Linked DNA regions of Homo sapiens: region 2 is linked to region 1. The links are chromatin contacts, found by Hi-C or POLR2A ChIA-PET in ENCODE. All regions are on one chromosome and are shown on one strand. The core of a region is the stretch at or near the end of the contact, and the rest is flanking DNA. Distances in the headings are between cores, read along the strand shown.

The links. Hi-C counts contacts between places; a loop is a spot of excess contacts on that map. ChIA-PET counts read pairs that join two places held with the same protein, here RNA polymerase II (POLR2A). Pooled maps may share reads with other maps.
Region 2: a map of aorta shows a loop between it and region 1 (2.4-fold over the local background). The contact joins two enhancer-like sites. A Hi-C loop is called at or near these places in 4 of 168 maps with a recorded cell type or tissue (PC-3, aorta, endothelial cell of umbilical vein and 1 more) and 8 of 50 pooled maps. POLR2A ChIA-PET finds 5 or more read pairs at or near these places in 6 of 52 experiments (A549, H1, MCF 10A and 3 more).

The regions. Positions count from the first base shown.
Region 1 is chr5:172,712,519-172,718,659 of GRCh38, reverse strand. No RefSeq gene overlaps it. Among named protein-coding and RNA genes, the nearest start is that of MIR5003, 53 kb to the right of the region's middle. RefSeq lists enhancers at 3,443-4,048, 5,264-5,871. Within about 2 kb of position 3,804, at least 23 of the 41 ENCODE cell types and tissues checked have a DNase peak (open chromatin) inside an H3K27ac peak, as active enhancers do; they include endothelial cell of umbilical vein, where a contact is called at or near this core.
Region 2 is chr5:172,879,117-172,885,257 of GRCh38, reverse strand. The region is part of intron 1 of ERGIC1 (endoplasmic reticulum-golgi intermediate compartment 1); the gene reads right to left. Among named protein-coding and RNA genes, the nearest start is that of MIR10523, 33 kb to the left of the region's middle. RefSeq lists enhancers at 2,898-2,987, 5,815-6,141. Within about 2 kb of position 3,262, at least 15 of the 41 ENCODE cell types and tissues checked have a DNase peak (open chromatin) inside an H3K27ac peak, as active enhancers do; they include endothelial cell of umbilical vein, where a contact is called at or near this core.

The DNA.
Region 1 (6,141 bases), core at 2,555-5,054:
ATCCATCCATCCATCCATCCATCCACTAATCTTCCTTCCACCCATTCGTCATTCATCCATTTGTCCACCATCATCATCCATCCATTCGACTTCTATCCATCCACCCATCCATTCATCTATCTGTCTTTCCATCCATCCATCCATCCACCTATCTTCACTGAGCCCCTTCTCCATGCACACACTGTGCTCAGCTGTGAGGAGAGGGGGATGAAGATGGGTCTGTGCCTGCTCTCATGAGTGGTGTGCTTGTTCAGAATGGTGTAAGCACATCTGTGTGGTGAAGGGTAGGGTGAAAGGTTAGGGGGGTTGAGGCAGGAGGCTGGGGAGACCCACTGGGGTCAGGGTATAGTCTGGTGGGGGAGATGAATGTACACAAGTAGGTCTGATAACTTTAGATGGTCAGAGTGTCATGAAAGGAGGAAACAGGATCCAGCCATCCAGGGAGAGATGGGGATTCGTGGGAGTGCTGGAGGTGGAATAGAGCAGGATCCCCGAGGGATGTGGAGTGGATTTGCTGACAGGTGGGCTCAGGGGCAAACTGAAGCCAGATTATTTGTGGGGCCCAAGGAAAATGGCGTTCCAGAGGGCTCTGAGGCTTCTGGGCACAGGGGGCCACCTGCCCAAATGGGGAAGACCTGGGTTCAGGTCTCAGGGTTGCCAATCCCCGACTGTGACCTTGGGCAGGTCACCTCCCCTCTTGGATGCCAGTTGCATGACCTCTAGAATCCTCCTGATGGTGACAATGTACCTAAAATAGCATAAAGCAGCCCAGCCCACCGAGGACGTGCCAAATGCATGCCCACTCTCACTGAGCATTCTCTCTTCCTTCTTCCACCAGTGGCCCTGGGAACTCCCAGGGCCCCTGAAAACACTGTTGGCTGCGGTCCCTTCTGCAGTTTCCCCACCTATAAAATGGGACAATGCCAGTGCCTGGCACCTAGTAAGTGCTCAGTAAGCATTAGTGGTGGCTGTGGTTGCTGCAGCAGTTGACCGGCCCTTTAGTCTGTACCTCGCAGACCCGCTTCTGATTCTGGCCACATCTGCCCCCACCCGACTGCTTCCTCTTGTCTCTTCTCCCTGATATGCTGGGCTGCGTGTCCGAGGGTCCTTGCTCCGGCGGCCCCCTCCACACCGGCCCTTCCCTCTGACCACCTCCCGCCTTCTCCTCACCCCAGCTCCTCCGTCCCTCTATCCCACCACCCTGTTGTATTTTCTCCCGATGCTTGCCAGGATCTGAAAGCATCTTTTTTTTTCTTCTTTCTCTTGTTTATTTCTGTGTCCTCACGTAGTTTGGAGGTTCCAGAGGGCACAGCCTTTCAAAGGTCTTCTTCCCTGGGCATCTCCAGTTCATCGTACAGAGCCCAGCACACAGTAGGTGCACAGTGCCTATTTGTAAGAAGGAAGGAAGGAAGAAACGAAGGGAGGGAGGAGGCAGGAGAGACAAAGGGAGGGAGAGAAAGGCAGTGGAGGCCTGTTGGGGAGGGCGGGGTGGCTGGTGGGGAGGAGCCCCAGGTCCGCAGCCCCAGTGGTGGACCTGAGAACATTGTTGGGGTGTTCAGGAAGCATCTGCCCAGGGAATTAACAGAGCTGGAAACCATCCGGGCGTCTAAGTTTGGCTTCTTCCCGATGATGTGAAGACCATGCTTAGCGCTCTCTTGGGAGCCGACAAGGGGGTCTCTAGCGCCACCTTCCGGGCATCCGGGAAATGTCCGTACAGTCCCACCAAGGCCCACCTGCCGCCTCGACATTCATAAATAAACGCCAACAATGACAGCGACAGCAACAACAGCTCCGCTTTATTAAATGGTTACTCTGCGTCAGACAGCGTACCAGGTACTTGAAAGATATGATGTCCTAACCTCCAGACCCCTTGAAATGCGGCTGGTTATTACCCTCATTTATTTACGCAGACAGATGAGGAAACTGAGACTCAGAGAAAAAGAACCGCTCAGCCCAGGTCGCATAACCAGTGAGTGGCAGGTCTGGATTCTAACTCAGGTCTCTCTGGCCCCAAAGTGCAGAGCCCCAAAGGGCTGAGCCGTGCTCTGGAGAAAGGCAGAGAGGGAAAGGGAGGGTGGGCAGGGCTGGGGCTGAGGGCACAGCAGGCTCCCAGGAAGGCCCCTAGCGGTCACTCCCTTGCAGGGACTATGCTGTCCCAAGGCCTTGCTCTGAGCCCTCCTCAGGACCCCTCCCAGCCTCCCTGAGCATGAGCTCCTTCATCCAATGTCACAGTTGGGGGAACTGAGGCGCACAGGGTGGAGACCCTGGAGAGGTCACCTCCCCTCTTGGATGTCAGTTTCATTACCTCTAGAATCTTCCTGATGGTGATAATATACCTAAAATCTCATCGAGCAGCCCAGCCCACCTAGGACGTGCCAAATAAATGCCCACTCTCGCCATGCATTCTCTCCTGTGTCTCACCTTCTGCCTTCCTGGCAGTGCTGGGCAGAGGAGAGCGTGACTCCAGGCCCTGGCCTGGTGCTCTGGGTGATGCAGGGGGTCGACTGGAGTAGGGAAGGCAGACATTCGCACAGGTCTCCATGGCCTATGTCAACCCTCTCAAGTTTGGGGGCCTGTGGGTGAGGTTGGCAGAGCGGGCTGGGAGGCCCTCTGTGGGACAGGTCCTGTGGTGTGTGCTTGCCAGGCAGAGGGCCCTGTCTGCCACTGTTCGGAAGTCTGGTTACTGGAGAACGTGTTGCTGAAGTCAGAAAGCCCAGCGGTCTTTCCCCACCCCACCACTTTCTAGCGCAGTGATCCAGAGCCTCTGTCAAGGATCTTGAACTGCCTTCACCTCACTGAGCCTCAGGTTATCCCTCTGTAAAATGGGAGTCGCAGTCCTGATCTTTTCAGGCTCACCTGAGAGAGCAAACACATACACAAAGTCCTGAGCCCACTCTAACTGCTTGATAAATAAGATTTTGAAGGACCCCACAGACACATACCGGCCATGCCTCAACGCCTCTTCGATGCTGAGAAGCAGATGTTGTGTGATGCCGCTGTAGAATTGGGGAAACTGAGTCACCAGCCAGGAAGTGCCTGGGCTCAGGCTTCAGCCTGAGTCACAGCCCTAGTGCTGGGAAATCTCCTAGCAGCCACCTCTGGACATGCTTTGTGCCTCTGTCTACGAGCATCCTCTCCTCCCGGCCCCTCTCACTCCCTGGCCCACCAGCCAGGGGGATGCTGGCCAGAGCCCACCACAGCCTGGGCAGGCTTCATCCCTAGAATGAAGCACAAAGTAGGAGCTTACTACGCATCTGATGAGTGGGTGATGCTCTGAGATACACATTTTTAATCCTGCTTTACAGGTGGGGGATTTGGAGGGGCGTGGTGATTTGCCCAAGGCCAAACAGCTATGCTGGGGAAGGACCCTGAGCTTGGTGCCCATGGTGGCCACCAGAGAAAGCTCTGGGTGTCTGAACTCCCTCTGGGCCGGCTGTCCAGGGTCACTCTCCCAGATCAGACCTGGGATCAAAGGTGGCTCAGCAGGAAGCCCTTCCCATCCCACTTCCCCAGAACTAGGACAAGCTTTGACGTCAACACGTCCACATTCCTGCCCTGCAGCCCTGGGGCTGGGGCACTGAATTTCCTCCCTCCAGCGCTGGCATCACAAACAGGAAGCTGGGTCATGTGTGCAGGGCCAGGCCAAAGGCCTCGGGAGAAGGAGGAGGGGGCTAGTGTCCAATCCGGGCGTCAGTTCCCTTCCTGGGGCACCCAGGAGTGGGGATTGGAGGGAGTCCTGTAACACTGTGCCCACGGAGCCATGCTGTTCCTAAAGCTGCCTATAGAGGGCCTTCACAGACTGCTCTCCTCAGCTGGCTCCCACCAACTGGGGCCAATCTCACCGATTGACAGTAACAGCTATCAGGGATGGGGCCCTTCCGCCATGGACTTTACATGAGGTCTCTCATCTGATGCTCGTGAACACTACTCCCCTTATCTTCCTTTGACAGATGAGGCCACTGAGGCATTGGCAGGTTATGTCTGTTGTACAAAGTCCTGCAGCCGTGGGGATGGGGCAGGGTAGGAATTTGGACCCAGGCGGTCTGGCCCAGAGCTGGTGCCAGGAGCCCACCAGGGACAGCCTTCTCATCAGCTCAGACCCTCAGGTGCAATGTTGGAACATGCAAATCTGATTATCTTGCCTGCCTGGGATAATGCCTTTGCCCCAGGGACAAAATCTGTGCTCTGAGGATGGCATTCATTGCCAGTGATCTGCGGCTGGTCCCACCCCCAAGACCCATTTCCTGCTCTGAATGTCCCAAGCCACCTCCGATTCTCTAAACCACTCTCATTTTCTTTTTTTTCATAATGACCGTCTTCTATTCGGGAGCAGTCCAAGGATCAAAGGAGGGACAGGGTTTGTATTAGGTCACAGATGTGTTAGAATTCACACCTGGCTCTGGCTGGTCCAAAACCTCCAGAGCCTGCAGTTCTCCAATGTTAGGATGCAGAGGAATGGCTGGGGACCGGTTCAGATGGCAGCTGTCCAGGCCCCCTCCGGGGGAGGCAGGGGAGGGTCCTGGGAACCTGCATGGCCAGTGCTTGCCAACCCTCTGCAGCCCTCGGGCTGTCTGTTGGGACTTGAGTGGGCACAGAAGGTGCAAGGTATCTTCTGGGGCTTTTCCACCTGGTGGGCCCTGCCCACCCAGGGGGCTCTGGGCAGCCTGGGACACTGGCCTCACCTCTCCCATGGAGCAGCCTCACCTCTCACTCCCCTCCCTCAGGGTCCCGCCTCACTGTCCTCACAGTTGTGTTGCCCAGGCCCGAGAAAGGGCTGGTGCAGACCAGAGGTTCTCATACTTGACTGCACATCAGAATGTTCTGGAGTGCTTTTAGCCACAGGTTGCTGGGCTCAATCCCAGAGTCTCTAAATCAGGAGGTCTGGGTGGACAGGAGCTGCTGCTGCTCCAGGTACCACACTGTGAGAACCACTCATGTGGAGGCAGCTAGATGCAGGGGTGGCCAGTAGGCAGGCAAGGGGTGGGAAGGCATCACCAAGCTCCACTGGGTACAGCTGTGCCTCAGTTTCCCCAAGTGCAGACATGGAGAACAGCAATGCCTACCTACCTATGGGAGTTGCCAGGATTGTAGGCATGTGAGAGTAGGGGACCAGTATTTGTTTTTCTTTCCCACTTAGAAGTCCCCTTTCAGGCTGGCTCCATCCACGAATGTTTGCTGTGCAAACACATCCCTTCCTACCTCAGGCCCTTGGGCTCAGTTCCTACCGGGCAGCAAGGATTTCTGCCATCCCCCTGAGAGGCAGGGTGTCTGCTGGTCACAGCTGAGAAGCTGCCGGGGAAGGAGTCAAACCAGGCCTTAGTCTTTATTTGTCCACAGTGTTTTTCAGGGAGGCCACGGCGCCCACCCACTGGGCACCCGGCCCCTTCCCCTTGCTGGGGAACCCCCCTGGAGTCCACGCATCAGGCGGGCCATTTCCCGGGTTTTGGCGCCCTCTGGCGGTCAGCGAACGAAGGAACAAAGGCGAGGAAGGCAGAGAGCCTGACCCCAGGGCTTTGCAGCCCCCCATCTGCGGGGATGCATTCATTTCTTTATTCACCCATCCATTCCACAAACATTCAGTGCCACTGGGATAGGCACCGGGGACCACAATGGACGAAGCTAGACACGATGGCTGCTCTGGCCACATTCATAGTCCATCAGGAAACATATTCACGCGCCTGCACAGATGTATTAATACAGCCTTTGTTAGAAATGCGTGGAGGAAAAATTCAGGGTGCATGAAAGCATATACCCGAGGGACTGCCCGGTGGCCCAGGCAGCCAAGGACCCTGGGGGAGAGGGTTGATTGGAAGTTATGAGCAGGGGATGGGGCGAGGTTTCCTAGAGCACACAGCATGTGCAAAGGCCCTGGGCAGGGAGGAAGTCTGGTGAGTGTGAAAGCCAGAGACGCTGGATGGGAGGAGGCAGCTGTGGAACAATGTCTGGGAGGCCAGCAGGCCTGATTTCACAAGGCCTTCTCAGCCTCAGTGAGAAGATTCATTTATCTTCTTGGCACATCGGAGTGATGCCTGGTTAAGGGGGTGGTCTCTGGCTCCAGGCTGCCTGGGTTTGAGTCCTGTTTTTGCTTTGGTCAGCTGGGTGACCTTGGGCAAGTTGCTTAAGCTCTCTGTGCCTGCTTTC
Region 2 (6,141 bases), core at 2,013-4,512, 170 kb before region 1:
GTCAGGAGGCTGAGGTGGGAGGATCACTTGAGCCTGGGAGGTTGAGGCTGCAGTGAGCTAAGATGGTGCCAATGTACTCCAGCCTGGGTCACACAGTGAGACCCTATCTCAAAAATATACATAAAATAAAAATTAAAAAATAAAAAATATAAGAACCATTGTTTCAAAACTGGAAGTCAGAGGCTGCTCTGGGTGAGGAGGCAGCAGTGGCTCGGGGCAGAGTGTCTAAGTTCAGTCAGGGTGAGGAAGAGAGAGATAGGAGATTGTTACATACAGAGAGACTGGTCAAACATGTACATGTACAAGGATAGTGGGGCCAGGTGCCTCACTGTCAGGGAAGGGAGGTGAAAACATGGTATTATAGTGGTAATGGAAATATCAGTATGAATTAATCATTTTCAATATACCCAAACACTGAAATATGCACATGTATATATACGTATCATATATACATACATTTCCTAGCTCTTTCCATAGAGAAGATCCAGCAACAGCAACAGCCCAATAGCAGTGAGTGTAACGAGCACCCAAACCTTGGCTTCTAATCACTATTCTCTACTTAAAGCAGTCAGAGCTCCTTGGAATGGCTGATTCTAGGCTGGGCAGGAAAAATACAAGATGGGCCTGGAGCACCTTCTTATGTCAGAAACCAAGAAAGTGTTCAAAGAATGAAAAGGACATGTCAAAAGGACAAGAAGAGGCCAGACACAGTCAGTGGCTCATGCTTGTAATTCCAGCAGTTTGGGAGGCCCAGGTGGGGGGATCGCTTGAGGCCAGGAGTTCAAGAAAAGCCTGGGCAACATAACAAGACCTCATCTCTACAAACAACAACAACAAAAAACAACAACAAAAGTTGGGCGTGGTGGTGTGTGCCTATAGTCCTAGCTACTCAAGAGGCTGAGGTGGGAGGATCATTTGAATCCAGGAGTTTAATGCTATGGTGAGCCTTGCACTCCAGCCTGGGCTACAGGGTGAGGCCCTGTCTTTAAAAAAAAAAAAAAAAAAAAAAAAAACTTGGGGTTCCCACTGGCCGAAGAATAGACAATGTGAGCATCAAAATAAATAACAATCATCACAGATTATAAGCCATTGGATAAAACAGAAAGGATAAAACATACATAGAAATAAAGAAATGAACAAATCAAAACTTTGATAAAGACAGGATATTGACATACCTTCAAAGCACTTCCCCCAGAAAACGCTTATTAATTACAAAATGGAAAGAGTAACTGTGCAGTGGAGAAATTTGGCAGACATCGTCTTTTTGATGGGGGCTGGAGGGACAGGGTCTCACTGTGACCCAGGCTGGAGTGCAGTGATGTGATGACTCACTGCAGCCTCAACCTCCCAAGGCTCAGGCGATCCTCCCACCTCAGCCTCCCGAGTAGCTGGGACTACAGGGATGCACCATCATGCCTGGCTAATTTTTTAATTTTTTTGTAGGGATGGGGTTTTGCCATGTTGCCCAGGCTGGTCTTCAACTACAGGGCTCAAGCGATCTGCCCGCCTCGGCCTCCCAAAGTATTGGGATTACAGGCATGAGCCACTGTGCCTGGCCCAGGCATCATCTTAACCAGGTGAAGACAGTGGGCACCGGAAGCATGGAGACACATCGGCACCCTGTGCCTCCTGATATGCCGCACTGAGGAGGGCACAGCACCACTTCTGGGGGATCCTGCCTAAAAGGTACAGCTTCAATCTAACAATGAGAGAACATCAAACAAATCCAAAGTGAGGGGCAGTCTACAAAAAAACAAAACAAAACAAAACAAAAACTGGCTGGCATTTGTCAAGAGCACTCAGGTCATAAAGCACAAGAAAAGATGGGGAAACTGTCACAGATTGAAGGAGACTAAAGAGACATGACAACTAAATCCAATGAGATCCTGGATCAGAAAAAGGCCATCAGGGGACACCTGAAGAAAGTTGAGTACGATCTGCAGATTGGCCGGCAGCACTGTCTAATGGATTTTCCTGCTCTTAATCATGGTATTGTGATTATGTAAGATGTTAACATCTGGGGATGCTTGGGTAAAGGGCATACAGGAACTCTGTACTATTTTTGCAGTTTGGCGGAAAAGTCTGAAATTATTTCAAAACAAAAAGTTAAAAAAGTATTTCAAATGGAAATTTAAAAAAACATGAAAGACAGAGATGCCACTTAATCACACTTAGAGCATGCCTATAATCCCAGTTACTCAGGAGGCTGAGGTGGGAGAATCACTTGAGACCAGAAGATTGAGGCTACAGTGAGCTATGACGACTCCACTGTACTCCAGCCTGAGCAAAAGAGTGAGACCACCATCTCTAATAGTAATCATCATCATCATCATCACCACCACCCCACTTAGCCTGTTGTCTTCACATATGGCTGGTCCTTGTAGGCACCTGAATTTGAGGTGCTGAATTTTAGGTGCTGGTTTAACCCTGACTCCTGGGTGTCAGGCAGAGTAAGTCTTTGCTGGGCATGGGGACAGGGGTAGGGAGGCAGGCTGGGCGATGATGACGCTCTAAGAGGGAGGTGAGATTTGGACCAAAGCTACAGAAGGCAATCAAAGGAAAGAGTAAATGATGCTTAACCATAATCACTTCCATTCTATGCTGGGCACTTTGACATACATATTTGCATGTATTTCTCACAAAACCCTGGAAAATACTGATATCTCATTTTTCCAGGGAGAAAATGGAAGCTCAGAGTCACCAAGCCAGTGAGTGGCAGAGCTAGGATTCAAACCCAAGTCTGAGTCCACAGGGCATGGTCCTTCCACTGCCCGTACTCTGGGAATCACCAGTTTAGAGCTCATTTTTTGGTAAATCAGATGAAGGTCTCATGGTTTTGCTCATCTGCTTTTCCAAGGATGCTGCCCCAGAGCAGATGAGAGTCACCTGGAAGACAGGGACCAGTTCAAAATTCATTAATTCATTCAACAGCCATTTGCTAAGCACCTAATATACCAGGCAGTGTTCTAGACAGTGGGGAAATGAAAGTGATCAAGGCAGACACCACCCCATGAAGCTGCCAATCTAGCAAAGCTTCTGGCTCCTTGGGAGTGGCCACCTCAACACTACGTACTGTAATACTGACTCCATTCCCACGCCACAGAGCCACGCTGGGCAGCAGTGGTGGGGTAAAGGGAGAGCTCAAAAAGACCCTAGTTTCAGAACTGACCACAAGCCAAGTGAGTCAGCATGAATGTCACTAAGAAAATGGGTTATCAGGAGGCTGGTGAGAACCCCAGGCATGTGACAGACCAGGAAGTGAGCCGTCCTCCCTGGCTGACATTAGTCAGTCCCTTGCTGCGGTGATGTGACCAGTTGTGACCAGCTCTCCGTCAAGAGAATGTGGAGGAAAGGGTGAAGAGAATGGAGGAGGGAAAGGGGTGCTTACAGCAAACCTGCTATATACTAGGGCCACAGAGGCCTTCGACCAGCATGTTCACATCTAATTGTCTTGACTGACTTGCAAATTAGGGATTATTGTTCCATTTTACAGATGAGGCTCAGAGAGGCTGGAGACTTGGCTAGGCTCACACACCTATGAAGTGCCACGGCAGAGATCTGAATCCAGATCTAATTTATGGTCCTGTTGCTTTTCCCCCACAGTGTGGGGACAAATCAGGCCCATTTGGGTGGAAAATATTTGGAAGAAAAGTTAAAGATTTGGACTGCTTAGCCTCAAACACAGAAAGCTAAAGGACGGATTATAATAAATATTTATTATTTAAGAAACACTCCCTCCTAGCCCTCCCCGGCCACTGGAGTATGAGTTCTCAAGGGCAGGTCCCAGACCTTTCCTCTACTGCCCTCCTCGCTACCCAGTCTAGGCCCTTGGGGAACTGAGTCCATGAATGGATCTGCACAAGCATAAGGCCCACTGGATAGCCTTAAACATGAGACTAAGATAAGATGGGCAGTGGTGAAGCTGGGCGGTGAGTACACCGTGGTCCCTGTACCGTTTTCTCTACTTTTGTGGATACTTAGACAGTTTCACTTTTTTTTTTTCTTTTTTTGAGATGGAGTTTCGCTCTTGTTTTCCAGGCTGGAGTGCAATGGCGTGATCTCAGCTCATCGCAACCTCCGCCTCCGAGGTTCAAGCCATTCTCCCGCCTCAGCCTCCCGAGTAGCTGGGATTACAGGCATGTGCCACCATGCCCAGCTAATTTTGTATTTTTATAGAGATGAGGTTTCTCCATGTTGGTCAGGCTGGTCTCGAACTCCCAACCTCAGGTGATCTGCCTGCCTCAGCCTCCCAAAGTGCTGGGATTACAGGCGTGAGCCACCGCGTCCAGCCACATTTTCACTTTTTAAAAAGGAAAATGGGCCAAAATTAAAGCAAGAGAGGAACCAACTGGACTTAAGAAAAACTAACCTGGATGCCAGGGGTCAAGGGAATGGGAGTGGGGACTGGGGCTAGCTGGGCACGCGGTTTATCCCCTGCTGGGGCAGAACCCAAACAGAGACCCCATAGGGCCCCCTGCCCTCAACGCTCCTCACGGTCAGCTCTCTCAGGGATTCTGAGATCACTGTGTCCAACCCGTTCGCTTTACAGAAGAGAAAGCCAAAGCCTCAAGAAGAGGTGTGCCTTGCTCACTTGAAGGTGCAATTAAACTCAGAGTATTGAAAACAAAAACAAAGCCAGGTGTGGTGCCCACGCCTGTCATCCCAGCACTCTGGGAGGCTGAAGTGGGTGGGTCACTTGAGGTCAGGAGTTTGAGATCAGCCTGGCAACATGGTGAAACCCTGTCTCTACAAAAAAATACAAAAATTGGTTGGGTGTGGTGGTGGTCGCCTGTAGTCCCAGCTACTTGGGAGGCTGAGGTGGGAGGATTGCTTGAGCCCAGGGAGGTCCAGGCTGCAGTGAGCTGAGATCATGCCTCTGCACTCCAGCCTGGGAGACAGAGTAAGACCCTGTCTCAAGAATAAGTAAATAAAATAATAATAATAATTTTTAAAAATAAAAACAAGCCCCAGAGCGGGCAGATCACCTGAGATCAGGAGTTCGAGACCATCCTAGCCAACATGGCAAAACCCTGTCTCTACTAAAAATACAAAAATTAGCCAAGCATGGTGGCAGGTGCCTGTAATCCCAGCTACTGGGGAGGCTGAGGCAGGAAAATTGCTTGAATCTGGGAGGTGGAGGTTGCAGTGAGCCAAGATCACGGCTCTGCAGTACTCCAGCCTGGGAGATAGAGCAAGACTTTGCCTCCAAAAAATAAATAAATAATAAAGTAAATAAATAAACACAAGCCACTAAAAAGCTTTCCAATCAATCCTTGTTAGTGCTCATGTAAGGAGAGGTTTTGCCTCTCAGTGGACATTTGTCTTTTGGGCCGTCGCTGGGTGTGGGGTGCTACTGACATCTCATAGGTAGAGGCCAGGGGTACTGCTAAACATTCCATGGCACACAAGAAGGTCCCCCCACGACAAAGAATGACCAGCCCCAAGTGTCAATAGGGTTGAGGCTGGGAAGCTCTGTTGTGTGCGGAATAAAACCTCCCACATAGAAGGTTTCCCATTGATCCCATGCTCTCTCTGAGGGGCCTCCAGCTGCTCCTGCCCCCGATGGGTGATGTCACAGCCACCGCCTTGATGGCCTCCATGGAGACCAAGAATCTGGAGTTAGGCAGTGTTTCCCTCCCTTTTTGCTCTGTGCCTGAGAAGGCAGCGCTCACTTGGAAAAAAAACAAAGCAAAGGAACCCATAGGGAAAAGATGAAGTCCGTCTGAATTTACTTTGTGACTTACTGTAAGGGCGTGGTAAGTACAAGTGTCACTATGTTAATCAAAAAGGTGCCAAATCCACGTCTCTAGCTTCCTCACGCCTTAGGATACAGCAAATTCCATGAGAATGTACAGGAAGGTCGGTGCTAAAAGTCAATGAGAACATAGGATTTCCTTAACAGAAACCCACTTTCCGGGCCACATCTTGCCTACAGAGTGAGGAATGGCTGCAGAGCCCAACCCCGAATAAACACGTCTTCCCCTGCTCCCAAGCAAGGAAACTGCCGCTGGAAATGTCTGACTAATGGATTTCATCTGTAATTTCTTTTCATAGCAGAATGCCTCAGCTTTGCTATTTTAACTTTTGCTGCTTGGGACCTTAGTTCTCCCCTGTTCTTGCAGACGAATCTCGGATCACTCT